Regions from separate parts of the Homo sapiens genome. Here region 2 is linked to region 1. Evidence: chromatin loops called from intact Hi-C (ENCODE). Cell type or tissue: GM12878. All regions are shown on one strand. Each heading gives the region's core, and the rest is flanking DNA. Links, peaks and the distances in the headings are about the cores only.

Region 1 (6,859 bases), core at 4,360-6,859:
GTCCTTTTGAATTTTAGTTTGATTATAACATGAATTCCATGGGAACCCCTATACTCTAACATATAAGTGTTCAATCATCAATTCATTCCACAGAAGGCCTACTACATGCCAAGCATTACAAGTAAAATCATTACAAGCCTGAATTCTATATATTACAATTTTGTAATGACTGCTTAGGAAGACCTGGAAAACTTGGGAAGGCTGTTTAGATAAAGGCAGCTCTTTAGATAAAGTCTAGGCTTGCTAAAGAAACTTCCAGAAGGGAAATCTTTTCCCCATGTTCCACAGTATAAAACTTTCTATTGATTTTTAAAATTAATTCCTTATAATAAAGGTCATAAAAATTTATGTTCCAGAATTGTAAAAACGTGTGCTAACATCTCATGGCAGAGACAGGTGGGAGTCTTCATCCTATGTTCCTCTTTCTGTTGTCCCATACCAACAACAATGGAACAACTGGTTTCTGGAAAGTCAAGAAATGTGGAACCAGTCCTATCCTAAAATAGAGAAGGAAACAAAAATAATCACCAAGATCTAAATTCACTTAAACTTCTCTCTCTTCTCTCTTCAACCTGGGGTGGTAGGTAGTAGAGAAAGCAAAAGACTGAGCCACACAGGTCAACTAAAGTCAGCTTTCCCCAAGGTCCGGTGCTATGCATCGTGCATCTCCACAATCCCTTCCCAACCAGAAGAGACGAGAATCCTAAGGGAGCATGATATAGGACAAGTAGTTTTTTAGGGGGGTTTTTTGTTTGTTTGTTTTTTGAGACAGAGTCTCATTCTGTGGCCCAGGGTGGACTGCAGTGACGCTCACCGCAACCTCCGCCTCCCGGGATCAAGCGATTCTCATGCCTCAGTCTCCCGAGTAGCTGGGATTACAGGTGCGCACCACTGCGCCCGGCTAATTTTTGTATTTTTTTAGTAGAGATGGGGTTTCACCATATTGACCAGGCTGGTCTCAAACTCCTGACCTCAGGTGATCCAACCGCCTCAGCCTCCCAGAGTGCTGGGATTACAGGCATGAGCCACCACGCCCAGCAGGACAAGTAGTTTTTGACTAAAGTTTCAGGAAAAGCTTCCTTAACTCTCCTAGGAACAGACCACATAGGATTATCTCAGAATGAATGAATGAATCTAAAGTGTTTCTCCTGCTTTTAAAATGTATGGTCCATTTTATTAATATATTGCATTAATGGTTAATAAAATGCTTATATTTAGTAATCATACAATTCCATTTACGCCCATAAAAGTCTCCACAAGTGAAAACGATCGATCTTGATAACAAAGTAAGAGATATAAGAAAAAAGCAATGTTTTTTCCTTCTCTAGTCTCACACAACACTTAACCCAACACTTCTGACATCTGACGTATGGGAGGGTTTTCCCCACACACCAAGTAATTCTGCAGATTCTCCATCACATACCACCTCGATGTCCTCCAATTCAATTCTGACACTCTTAGCCTGGAGACAGCGTCAGATCCACTGGTTGAAGGCCTAGTCCCACAAGCCTACAAATGCCCACTTCAGATGCCAATCTCAAGCCCCAGATGGAGGCCTGTGCTCCTGACAGATCAGCTATAAACTAGGGTAGCCACAATTCCCTTAAATTAATTTGCTAGAGCGGTTCACAGAACTCAGGAAATACTTTACTTACACTTACCATTTACATAACAGATATTACAAAGAATACAGATGAAGAGCCAGATGGAAGAGACACATAGGGCGAGGATCTTCAATGCCCTCCCCAGGAACTCCACCCTCCAGGAAGTTCCACATGTTCAGCTATCCAAAAGTTTCCAGAACCCAGTCTTTTGGGTGTTTATGGATGCTTCCTTACATAGGCATGACTGATTAAATCACTGGCTATTGGTGATCAACTCAACCTTCTGCCTCTCTCTTTGGGGTTGTGGGGTGCAAATCCCAAACCTCTAATAATGTGCTGGTCTTTCTGGTGACCAGCTCCCATCCTGAAGCTATTTAGGGACCCCCAGCCACCCATCATCTCATTGGCATATGAAAGACACTCATCACTCTGGAGATTCCAACGGTCTTCGAAGCTGTGTACCAGGAAACAGGATAATTACCAAATACATTTCACAATATCACACAAAGCAAAATTAAATTTTTCCATTTCAGACCCTAATACTGCTACACGGCAGGAATCTGACTTCCTAGCTAGCAAGAAAGAATTTATAATAAATCATCAGAAAATAAAATTGTCTTTAAAGAATCTTGAATTTGAGTAAGCACCAAAAATCAAGGAATACAGCATTTGGATCCAAGGTGTCAAAACTCCCTGCCTGCTCTAGACTACCTTGGTTTATGCCTACTAACCTGGCATAATTATTAGGAGTGCCCACTTCTACTTTAAAAAATGGCACAGTTTGGACAACTGGTTATACATCACTCTATGCAGATAAAAAAGATTTTTCAACATTGTTTGACAAAGAAACATTAAGGCATTCAGAAACATTAGGATGCAAAGAGGTGGTTTGCACAATCTGCTTTTACACTCACCAATTCTGGAAGAGTTAATAAACATGTTAACTTTCACAGCTATAAAGTAATAAAGATTGATCAACATTGAACATTTACGAAATTTCTTCAGACATAAATGTGGAGCTTGGCCTTGCAACCTATATTTGGGAATTTCCATTTCCACCTCTACCCCCAGTCTAGGGATCCATGAGAAAGGCACAGTGATTCAGCATTTCTAAGGCTTTCATTAAAATGTGCTTCAGTGCAATGAAATCAGGAGAGGGAAAAAAAGGTACATAACACAGATATTAAAAACTTCTTTACATAAAAGCAGAAATGAAATTCTATACTTTCTTACTGAAACATTTCTAAAGCAGCAGAACTGGCAAGTGTCTCTCATCACTGTTATTAAGCAAGTCATCCTAAGATACAGCAGAAAGCAGATGGAACACTTTTTATCAACTACTTCAAGAGATGCTTAAAAACAGAAGTAAAAGGGAGGTCACAGAACACAAAGGGTAATTTCAAGGCACCCACCAAACAACAACACTGTCTATACCTGTACGGGAGCACTTTTAGAATCTTGCTTATCTCATTTTCCTGCCTCCTGGAGGATAGATCATGTCTTTTCATCCTTTTAACCTTTATCTCTTATCTTTGAATACTTAGCATACCGCTTGCATATGAGAAAGGTGCAACAAATGTTTATAGAGTTAAACTAATAAGAAAAATGCTTTCAAATACGATTTCTGTAGAAACATTCTTTTCAAAGTACAGTATAAAAGAAACCCAACTATTCCTCTAGGTAAGCGGTGGGTACAGGTTTAACAAACCTTATTATCACGGAAGTCAGGTATATTACAGTCAAACCACGTCCCACCAAAGAAAACAGCCACATAAGGTTAAACTATAAGGCAAGCATTAGTCATAGCCTCAAACATCTGAGTTATTAAAAAGTGCCACTGAAATTTCAAGTCTCTGCTGAGGAGGGCTTGAGCATTCTTTGAAACAGGCTTTGAGGCAGCTGTTTTTCCTTCCTCCAGCATCCTAAGCAAAGGTGCTGGAGTTTGAGAACTAACCACTTAACTCTAAAAGGTCTCATTCATAAGGAAAGCTATAAAAGCCTCAATGCATTTTATCAAAAGGGCCTTGGATTTCTCTTCTTTAAAGACAACACCCATTTCTCCTATCAATAAGACAAATGAGTTAGACATGACCTATTAGTCACCCCATTAAGTTATATAGGAGCTTATGGAGAAAAGGGCTGGCTGAGAACAGAGACACATTTATCTCACGGTGGGTAGCAGCCACTTCAAAATAATGTGAAAGAAAGTTCACCTCTCCAGTAATATTCAAGGTGAAGAAAGCACTTTCTCAGAGACCTAACTTGTAAAAAATAGTAAAAATTAAACATTCAGGTCACCTGAATTTTATATTAGCTGCTTTACAACATAGGAAAATCACCCAAAAGCCTTAAATTTCTAGCTCCCCATTTGTAAAATGGGGATAAATACTGTTACCACTCACCTATATTTTAGAAAACTAATAAAAAACAATGATGTAAACTGCAGATACTTTCTTAAATTCTAGATGTTTAGACAGTTAATTGCTAACTGTTGTTCTCACCTGAACAAGTACAGATCAAAATGAAACATTTAACATACAGACTCTATTTTCTGCTCCCGATAAACAACAGAAGAACCGATAATCCATTGTTTAAATCTGCTCGGGGTTCAAAATAATATTAATTCAAGTAAAGAATAGTAACACAGGGAAAAAGATCCCTTAAACTCTTTGGATATTAAACATTTGTCTTCTACTGATACCTTGGTAAATATCAGTTCCACTTTCTGAACTAACCTGAAAGTAAAGCAACTGCTCATAATCAATGCAGAGTAGGTACTGAAGAATTATGCCAATCAAAATTGGTCTTCATATTATGCAAATAATTTGTGTCTAGTCACCATAATCTTTTTAAATGTCAAATTGTTTACCTATTGAAAATACAACAGAAAATTTTTTTTTCCTCCTACTGATCAATTAAAGAAACAGACTGTTTAAACACTCAATTTCTAAGTGGAAAGACTGATGGAGACACTGCAGCCAAATAGCTTCTTGAAGCAATCTTGCATGTGCAGATTGAAAGCAGTTTTTATATCATGGGAGACAGTTTTATATCAAGGCAGAATACTGCACCCTTACATAAAGCCTCACAGAAACAAGTTAGAATCATAAACACATTCACTTAACTACTGTTCAGTGCCCAATGTACCTGAAAGATACATGGATATCATTTCAGGTATCAGAAAATTCTAGTTCCAGTTTAGTCAGAGAAGAGAAACAACAGTCTTATCCCAGTAGATCCCAAGTTAATTCCTTCCAGTTTCTCCCCTATCATAATATTAATTGCTTTCTTAATAAAATGCTGCAGTAAAATTTGTGAACTCAGATTCTGGCAGAAAATCAAATCAAAGGAAAACTCTTCATGATAGTTACTTTTGCATAGCCAGCCTCCTGCCTACCTTATTATGTTTTTGCTGGTGTCTTGCCTTTGTGTCAAGAACGTGATAAGGGCTTTCCGAGTCTTGGTTGATGTAATATATGAGTCTTGAAGGCAGTGTGATTTCTTTCTGCATTGCATTGCTGTAACTGATATTACTGCTGCTATTCTGTTGCAATGTATTGTCTTCATCTGCCAGGACTCCCAAATTTTTTTCTGCAGTTTCATTCCAATGCGGAGCTGGTGGAGGTAGGGGGGTGGGGGAGCAGAAAATACAAACATACACAAACACACACATATTTACCCCATAAATACATAAGCACTAAAATGCATTTTTCCTTTAATTTCAAACACAAAGTTTTCTATTTATAAGCAGTTAAGAAGTAGAGCTAGAGTAAAGCAAGTTATTTCAACAATAAAATGGCCTGGAGAAGTTAATAAATAGCCAATAAGGCTTATACAACTGTGCACTATTTATTTTGATTTATGTCTTATATATACATTTCTAGTCAGACTCAAATCTATACTTCTAAGTGTTGGGGGGGGGGTAGAATGAACTTGAGGGAAGAAGAGTCATTAAATGAACATGTTCAGGGGTCCTGCCCCCGATCTCCACCCCTTCTCTGAGTCCACAGAAGCACAACTCTACTCTGCCTAGTGGCATCCCATCCAAGAGCTAAGAACGCTCCTAAGATAACTTGAGTACTGAATTTATGGATACCGAATATTAATCGACTCTTTTAACAAAATGGACAATTCCCTTCTCTTTTAACTTTAAGATGAGCAAACATACTTTGCCATGTAGGGATACAGATGCTGGCAGCTTCCCAATTTCTTTTTATTTTCCTGACAAAGCCAGCTTTCTGCTTTCAGTGACTTCCAATCATCAATATATAGAAGATGGTATTATATTAATTGTTCATTATAATGACAAGCACTTTGAGAAATCAGAACCAAAGGTCGTGCATGAAGTATGTCTTCAGCACCTTAATTCTTTGGTCCCCGAAGTGTGCCTCCCCCACCTTAATTCCAACCGCACTGAATGCGCCGGATACGAAATTTGAGGAAACAGCCCATTACCACTATTATCACTACATCCTCCCCGCATTCACATTAAGGTTCCACCACGCAAGTAGCAACTTGCTCCCTCGCTGTATTTCCCATCCACTGGTTGCCCCTCCGCAAGTTGCACAGAGATCGCTGAGGGACCCAGGATCCACTAAACACCTCCCAGTGGAACCAACAAGAATTGGAATGGGTTTTTCGCGAATGCAACAGAAATGGACTTCCAAAAGTGAACTGGGATGAATGGGGGTTTGGGAACGAGAAGGGTGGAAAGACAGGCAGGGAGGGAAGGAAAGGCCGAGCCGGGGACAAGCCCGGAGCACACGGACCCGCGCGCCCTTCGCTTTCCTCTGCAGGGCCCCGCGGGAAAGCCAACGCAAAGGGCACGGGGCCATACCCACCGCTGGGCGCAGCAGCCCCCCAGGCGCGGGGCCGGGACGAGGCGGCGAGCGGAGGCAGCAGGAGAAGGACGAGAAGCAGGCGGCAGGGCGGCGTGCGGGCCGGGGCGCTGGCAGGCACCGAGCCGGCGGGGCCGCGTTGGGGGCCGCAGGAAGCGCCGGCAAGGCTGCAGCCCGCCAGGGGCGGCTGCCGCGAGCTGCTGCCGGGCGGCTTCATGGCTCATAGCTCCCGGGCGCCGCTCCGTGTGGCCGGCGAGAGCGCCGGGCTAGCTGCGGGGCGGCCGCGGGCGGAGCCGGTCACGCCGGCTCGGCGCGCATGGTGCCGCGGCGGGCAGGGGGCTCCGGGCTCGGGGCACGGGGCGCGGGGCTCGGGGCTGGGCGGCGCCCCCTTTCCCGGCTCGCCTAGCCTCGCAGCCA
Region 2 (7,341 bases), core at 53-2,552, 170 kb after region 1:
GCAGTGTGGTAAGAACTAACAAAACCCACAATCCTCATAAAACATATTTTTCAACTGCCTGACAAAAGAGACATCAACTTAATTTGAAAAATAATAATAATAAGGAAAGACAATAGAAAGGCATTTGGTTTTCTGAATAAGACAATCTAAATTTTCCGTCCAGCAGTAGGGAAACAATTGAGGAGCAATGACAAAACAATGGCCGAATGCATAAAAAGACCACACTAATTCAGTGTCAGTTCCTCCACACAACACTACTAATTTTCAATTTTCCCCTTTTCTGGATTATCCACGCTATGCTGGCTTTCCTCTGGTGACAAGCATTATCCTAGACACCTCTATTCAGTCTTAATAAAATAATAATAGCTAATACTTAGTACTTAATCTGAGCCAGGCGCTCTGTCAACAGCTTCCTGTGCATTATCTCATCTAAATAACAAACAGCTTTATAAGGTAGCTGCCATGATTAATTCCCATTTAACAAATCAGGGAACTGAGGTTGAGAGAAAAGAGGTATCTTGTTGCAGGTCTCACACCAATAACCAGCGTAACTGAGATGTGATCACTGGTCAATTTGAGTAGTTTATGCTTTAACCTCTTAACGACTTAGACACTTCCTCTCTGTATTTTTAGGAATACTACTTGTTTTAATATTAGGTGAAAACAAATAATTAGGACTCTTATTTGCTGCAATCAACATCACCACTATTCCAAAGAAAAAATAAAACTAATGTCTAGTTTAATTGCATCTTGCTCATTTGAGTGCTGACAGTACCTTGGATTAGCGACTCTCAAGATTATTTAACATGACACACAGGAACCAATAAATTTTTAATTACAACCGAGCACACACGCACAGGCACATACGCACACTTAAAAGATTTTTCACAAAACAATACTCTCATTACATGTAATGCAGTCTGATATTTTCTATGCGATCTTACTTTTTTTAATGCTAGTCACGACCCACTAAATTTCACAATGCACACGCGCACAGTTAAAATATTTTTCACAAAACAATACTCTCATTACATATAATGCATTCTGATTTTTTTATGCGATCTTATTTTTTTTTAAATGCTAGTCATGACTAAATTAATTTCACCATTCACGAACCGGCTGAAAAAACTCAGTTTGAAAAAACACTGCCTCCAATTATTATGCAGAGTAAACCATATTTTATAGAAACCAGTTCTTACCCTGAATTCAGCTTATTTCTATCCAAATCACTGGCCACTGCAGTGATACTTTATCAACTCTCTAACGAGTTGCTTTCTTGCCTTCTAGGCTTTAGGTTCAAACGATAGAGAAAAGGTCTTCCACGTATTAAGTGAAAAAAGCAAATAAACACCCCTTATGTAACACACGTATATATGTTTGTGTATTAATTAAAAAGGAAGGAAAGATACCCCCCAAATTGTTAGCAGATTCTCTCGAGGATGAGATCGCTACAGGCTGCCTCCATCGTCCCTCCCCCTCCCCACACGTAGCATATTGCTGTAAAAAAGAAAAACAAAAACAAGCTATTTCCTTTAGGTGGGGGTGGGGTTTTGGTCCCTTGAGAACCAGTATCTTGTTATGCATTTTTTTCACGAGCTACCAAGAATCATCGCGTGAGATAATCGCAGGAGCTGGTAAGGCCCTTCTTAGGAGCAAGTAAAAACGATGGCGTAACACGACCACATTTACACAACTGTTGCACGGCGGTAGTAAAAGAATCATTAACACAAAAATCAAACGTTTTCAAATAAACTATAATCGCCCGAGGCTGGGAAAGGCCTAGGTCTGGGGCCAGCTGGACCCAACGCAGGGCACTGGGGGAAGGGGGTGTGTGGACAGGTGGCTCGGGATCTCGGCCCCACAGGTGCCCAGGGGCAAGACTCCGCGGGTTCCCGGCCCTCAATCCGACCCCGCAGACCGCCCCCTCCCCAAGCCCGGACCCGAGGCCTCGTCCGCCGGCCCCTCTGACCCAGGGCCCCGGACAGAAGCGCAATGCAGCCTGCGCCCCACCTCCTTCCCTCGCCCCGCCACCTCGATCCCGGCCCGGAGCCGCCGACACCTCTCACGCAGCAGGGGCAGAAAGGGACGCGGGGTGGGGGGAAGCCGAGGACCTGCGAGGCGGCCGCGGGAGCCCAGCGAGCGGTCCTGGCGTCCCTCGGGAAGAAGGCGCCCCGGGCGCCCGGCGAGCAGGCCCCGCCCGCGGGCGTCGCCCCGGCCGCGCCCCGCCCCCGCCGCGGCACTCACCTCCGCGGAGGCTGCCCGGATTCCTTCCGGGCCGCGGTGGAGACCGAGGACCGAGCCGGGCGCTCTCCCTTCTTATTCCGGTTCCGCGGCGGCGCCCGAATCCCAGACCGTCCGAGCGCCACGGCCCCGCTGCCCGCGGAGCCAGAAATAGGCGACTTCGGCCCCTGCGGTCCGGAGGCGAGAAGCGGCGCGGGAGCGCGTCTCTCAGGACGCGGGCCCCGAGTCGCGACTCCACTCACGCAGGCATCCAAGGCAACGTGGCGTTGCAACCCTGATGGAGGTTTGACGTCAGGGAAGGTGCGAAAACCAGACCCCTTCTGACGCAGGAGCGGCGGGACCGCCCCCTGCCCGCCCACCCACTCACTCACTCTCCCACCCGGGCGGAGGAGCCCCTTCCTCCCCTCCAGAAGCTCTTAAAGCGGACACTTCCTCCCTGGTCAGGGCCCCACTCCGGAGCTTGGGAAATCTATCGCGTTCCAACAAAAATGACTAGACTCATAAGCACAGTTGGGACGCGAAGTAGAGACCAAGGTTTTAGCGTTTGAGGGTCCAAATAAAAACTGCTTGCCAATTCAAAGCAACGTATGAATGTAGAAAAGAAAACGGGGCTAAGAGAGCTAGTCGTTTCCGTTTCCATGCCTATTTCATAGTGAGGTGCATCTCACAAAAGCTGCTGTTCAATGAGCGCTTGCTCTGTGCTAGGCACCGTTTAAGGTTTCTATACATTATTGCATTTCATTTCAGAGTAACTCTGAATGAATCCTATTATTGTCCCCCTTTGACAAATTGAGAAAACTGAGGCTTAAGGAAGTTAGGTATTCAAAGATCTATCCTGCACATTAAAGGGTTACAAATATTAACAAACAACATTAGGTCATGCAATTATATTCACTGCGCTACCCCATTACGAATATAGTTGTGAGCAAAAACAGTTTAAGTGTAACGGAGATCACAAACCTAAATGAATCACACTACTGAATATGAAATTATAATCTGCGATAAGAAGGTTCTGAAACACCTAAACCAATTTTACTAAAATGGAGAGAGGCCCTGTTGCAAAGCTTATGTCTAATGTAAAAATAATCTTAAAATGAGCTACTTTGCTCTTTGGCTGTAGCTGTAATTGTCGTTACCCTTTTTAGTAAGCTTGTGATTTTGTCCCTTTAAAGAACAACAACAAAAAAACTTGCCTATTGCTTTTGCGTCCATTGTTTTTATTCTTTCTGTATTTCTCAGCTCCTTCTTCCCCCACTACATCTTTCTCTCACTTTAAAGTTGGGCTCCTGCAACTGTTCGATTTATAACCTCCCTTAGATTTAACATACCAAAAAGTACGGATTTCTTTTAAGGCAAGTTTTTTCCACATCCCAACTTTGGAATTATAGAAAATCCACTATACATTGATCGAAGCACCATGACATTATGTATTTCACAGATGCTAAGCCATGTTTTTCCCCACATTTTAACATCTGTGAAATCAAGATGCATCTTATAAACTCTCGTTGACCGGGTGGCAGTACAGACCTGGTTGTCATTACCTCCACGTATTACAACGTGGATGTTGCTGTGCAGGTTGTCCTCATTTCAACTGAGATAAGTGCATTGTTTAATAAAACCCATAACCCTAGGAGGAAGGGAATTAACAGACAAAAGTCACTCAAACTTGGAGAGAGATTTTCCTAGGGAAAGAGGGAAGATTTGCCTGGAGAAGATTTTCCTAGGACCAAAAAGAGATTTCCCCAGCATTTAGAAAAGAAAGAGATGGGACTGGCTAAGAACTAGTAGTCTTCTGGGAGCCCTGAGTTACTTACCAAGTACATTCATTCTTGATGGATTTTGGGAACCCATATATGAACAGTTAAATACTAAGCCTACTTGCACCCCCCAAAAATGAAATAACTTCGATATTATTCTTGATAGCCTGATTAGTCAGTTACAACCCCTACAGCTTTTATTCAATAACACCATTGAAGGAGGAAAACAAGTCCTGAATGTTTTGCGTGAAAACACAAAATTGACATATTCAGGTGAGATCAAGAAGGTGCCAGCATCAAAACTTGCAGAATAAGATCAGCTGCTTGGAAGAAAATCCTGCATACAATAGTGCAGCATTCTTCCTTCCTTTCTCTCCCTCTCTGTTTTTTGTTTTTGTTTTTGTTTTTGTTTTGAGACAGGGTCTCCTTCTGTCACCCAGGCTGGAGTTCAGTGGCGCAAACACGGCTCACTGCAGCCTTGACCTCCCAAGCTCAAGCGATCTTCTTGCCTTAGTCTCCAAAGTGGCTGGGACCACAGGCGTGTGCCACCATGCCTGGCTAATTTTTTTACTTTTTGTAGAGATGGGGGTTCTCACTTTTTTGCCCAGGCTGGTCTCGAACTCCTGGCTTCAAGGGATCCTCCCACATTCACCTCCCAAAGTGCTGAGATTACAGATATGAGCTGTAACTGTGCCCAGCTGGAGCATTCTTAAAGTTAGATGCATCACCAACACTTTTGGTGGAAAGCTACAGCCATGGACAACTGATTCAAAAAGTGATTCATAAAAGTTGAGCTCTGGGCTTGGCGCGGTGGCTCACGCCTGTAATCCCAGCACTTTGGGAGCGCGAGGTGGGCGGATCACCTGAGGTCAGGAGTTTGAGACCAGCCTGGCCAACATGGCGAAACTCCATCTCTACTAAAAAAAAACACAAAAATTAGCCAGGCATGGTGGTACATGCCTGTAATCCCAGCTACTGGGGAGGCTGAGGCAGGAGAATCACTTGAACTTGGGAGGCGGAGGTTGCAGTGAGCTGAGACCGTGCCACTGCACTCCAGCCTGGGTAACAGAGTGAGACTTCGTCTCAAAATAAATAAATAAATTAATTAATTAAAAAAATAAATAAAATGAAAGTTGAGTTCCGAATATGAAGTTTCTGAAATACCTAAACCAATTTTACTTATATGTCTCTTTTTATGCATTCACAAGATCAATGCATAATAAATGTGTCAAAGTCTGAGAGTGCTCTTTTACTGAGTATGAAATAAAAATAGGCCAGGTATGGTGGCTCGCACCTGTAGTCCCAGCAATTTGGGAGGCTAAGGCGGGAGGATCGCTTGATCCCAGGAGTTCAAGACCAACTTGGGAAACAGCGAGACCTCATCTCTACAAAAACTACAAAAAAATCAGCCAGGCATGGTGGTGCATGCCTGTAGTCCCAGCTACTCAGGAGGCTGAAGCGGGGGAATCACCTGAGCCCGGGATGTAGAGGCTGCAGCGAGCCGTGATCGCACCACTGCATTCCAGCCTGGACAACAGTGTAAAACCCTGTCTCAAAGAGAAAAAAGAAAAGAAAAAAAGAAAAACACTAAATTACAAGAAATTGTGTTATAGTTTAGTTGGCAAAATTTTTCTTCCAACATGATACTATCATAAAACATCAAAGGGAGTGCCATTCTGCATCAGATCAGCAGTCCGCACAAACCAGATTTCCGTCTACTGGCAATGGGCACGTTTTGTGGGAGAGCTTAGTTATCTATAAGGTTAAGCTCCAAAAGTTGTAATTTCCCCCTCAATTCTTTATTAACCCATTACAGATCTAAACACATTACACATCTAAACATATTTAAAGGACCTTAGAGATCAGGATTGGGTTTGTATGTACTTCATTTCCTCCCCCAACATATTTGGTCCAGGGAGAAAAAAGTGCTGAGTATGTGTTATTTCACATGCTTCCTTCTTTTAAGGAACACCAAAACCTGCTCTTTTGTGTCTAGAAAGCACTCCAATAATGTCTACATTTTGTAAGCCATTTAAGCTAATATTAGGCTAATGTCTTAAGGAAAGGCTATTTGGAAAAAACAAGATCTCATAGCTGGGTCATAAAAGAATTGAGATTTCACCAATTTAGAGTGTGGACTATGTCTTTTCCCAAATTCTATTACTGTGTGCTTCATTCTACCTATTTACAGTCAGGTGAGGTCATTATAAAGCTTTTACCCCGAAGCCTGGCATGTTAGGTCTTTAAAAAGTAAAATGTTTTCTTTAAGCATAAAGGGATTCATGCACATGCCCCATCCAAATCATTATTTTAAAATAATTGTGGGCCGGGCACCGTGGCTCACACCTGTAATCCCAGCACGTTGGGAGGCTGAGGCGGGCGGATCATTTGAGCTCAGGAGTTCAAGACAAGCTTGACCAACATGGTGAAACCCCATCTCTTCTAAAAATAAAAATTTGGCTGGGCATGGCGGCTTGCACCTGTAGTCTCAGCTACTCAGGAGGCTGAGGCAGGAGAATCGTTTGAACCCGGGAGGTGGAGGTTGCAGGCAGCCGAGATCACACCACTGCACTCCAACCTGGAAGACAGAGTGAAGACTCCATCCCAAAAAATAAATAAATAATAAAATCAAATTAAATTACTGTGAATGGTCAGAAAATATCTTCATTTTGTCATGTTGATTCCTCCCTGTAAAACAGATAAAAGTTTCATTTGCAAGGTAGAGGGAAAGATGGTAGTGTTAAATGTCCTCATCTTCCTGGTTGTTGGAACAAAAATGTTGTTGAAGAAAATGCAGGCCGGGCGCAGTAGCTCACGCCTGTAATCCCAGAACTTTGAGAGGCCAAGGCGGGTGGATCACGAGGTCAAGAGATCGAGACCATCCTGGCTAACACGGTGAAACCCCCTCTCTACTAAAAATACAAAAATTAGCTGGGTGTGGTGGCGTGTGCCTGTAGTCCCAGCTACTCGGGAGGCTAAGGCAGAAGAATTGCTTGAACCTGGGAGGCAGAGGTTGCAGTGAGCCGAGATGGTGCTCCTGCACTCCAGCCTGAAGACAGAGTGAGAATCCGTCTCAAGAAAAAAAAAAAAAGGCAGGCTGGGTGCAGACGCTCATGACTACAGTCCCAGTTACTCAGGAGGCTGAGGTGGGAGGATTGCTTGAGCCCAGGAGGTCAAGGCTACAGTGATCTGAGATTGCATCACTGCACTCCAACCTGGGCAACAGAGTGAGACTGTCAAAAAAAAAAAAAAGAAAGAAAGAAAGAAAGAAAAAAGAGAGAGAGAAAGGAAAGGAGGAAGGGAAGGGGAGGGGAGGGGAGGGGAGGGCGCGGTAGCTCATGCC

Evidence for each region. A loop is a pair of places that touch in the nucleus more often than their neighbours do. Peaks named below come from ENCODE experiments on the same cell type or tissue, not always from the same donor. Only the 100,000 strongest peaks of a DNase experiment are listed, where the experiment ranks them.
Region 2: a loop joins it to region 1, with 2.1 times the contacts of the local background. A loop is called at or near these places in 7 of 110 quality-filtered maps.

Annotation. Positions count from the first base shown.
Region 1 is chr2:206,443,667-206,450,525 of GRCh38, reverse strand. ADAM23 (ADAM metallopeptidase domain 23) reads right to left here. Exons shown (of 26, transcript NM_003812.4): 1 at 6,446-6,859; 2 at 5,002-5,219. The coding sequence starts at 6,659. Among named protein-coding and RNA genes, the nearest start is that of ADAM23, 3.6 kb to the right of the region's middle. RefSeq lists a silencer at 6,420-6,549. In GM12878, for the core only: no CTCF peak of the experiment used is centred there; no DNase peak of the experiment used is centred there; H3K4me3 peaks cover 618 bases; H3K27me3 peaks cover 312 bases.
Region 2 is chr2:206,269,850-206,277,190 of GRCh38, reverse strand. It overlaps ZDBF2 (zinc finger DBF-type containing 2), which reads right to left and starts at 2,528. Exons shown (of 5, transcript NM_020923.3): 1 at 2,245-2,528. RefSeq lists an enhancer at 1,671-2,170 and silencers at 1,834-2,293, 2,574-2,633. In GM12878, for the core only: no CTCF peak of the experiment used is centred there; a DNase peak (open chromatin) is centred at 1,540; H3K4me3 peaks cover 2,408 bases; H3K27ac peaks cover 2,172 bases.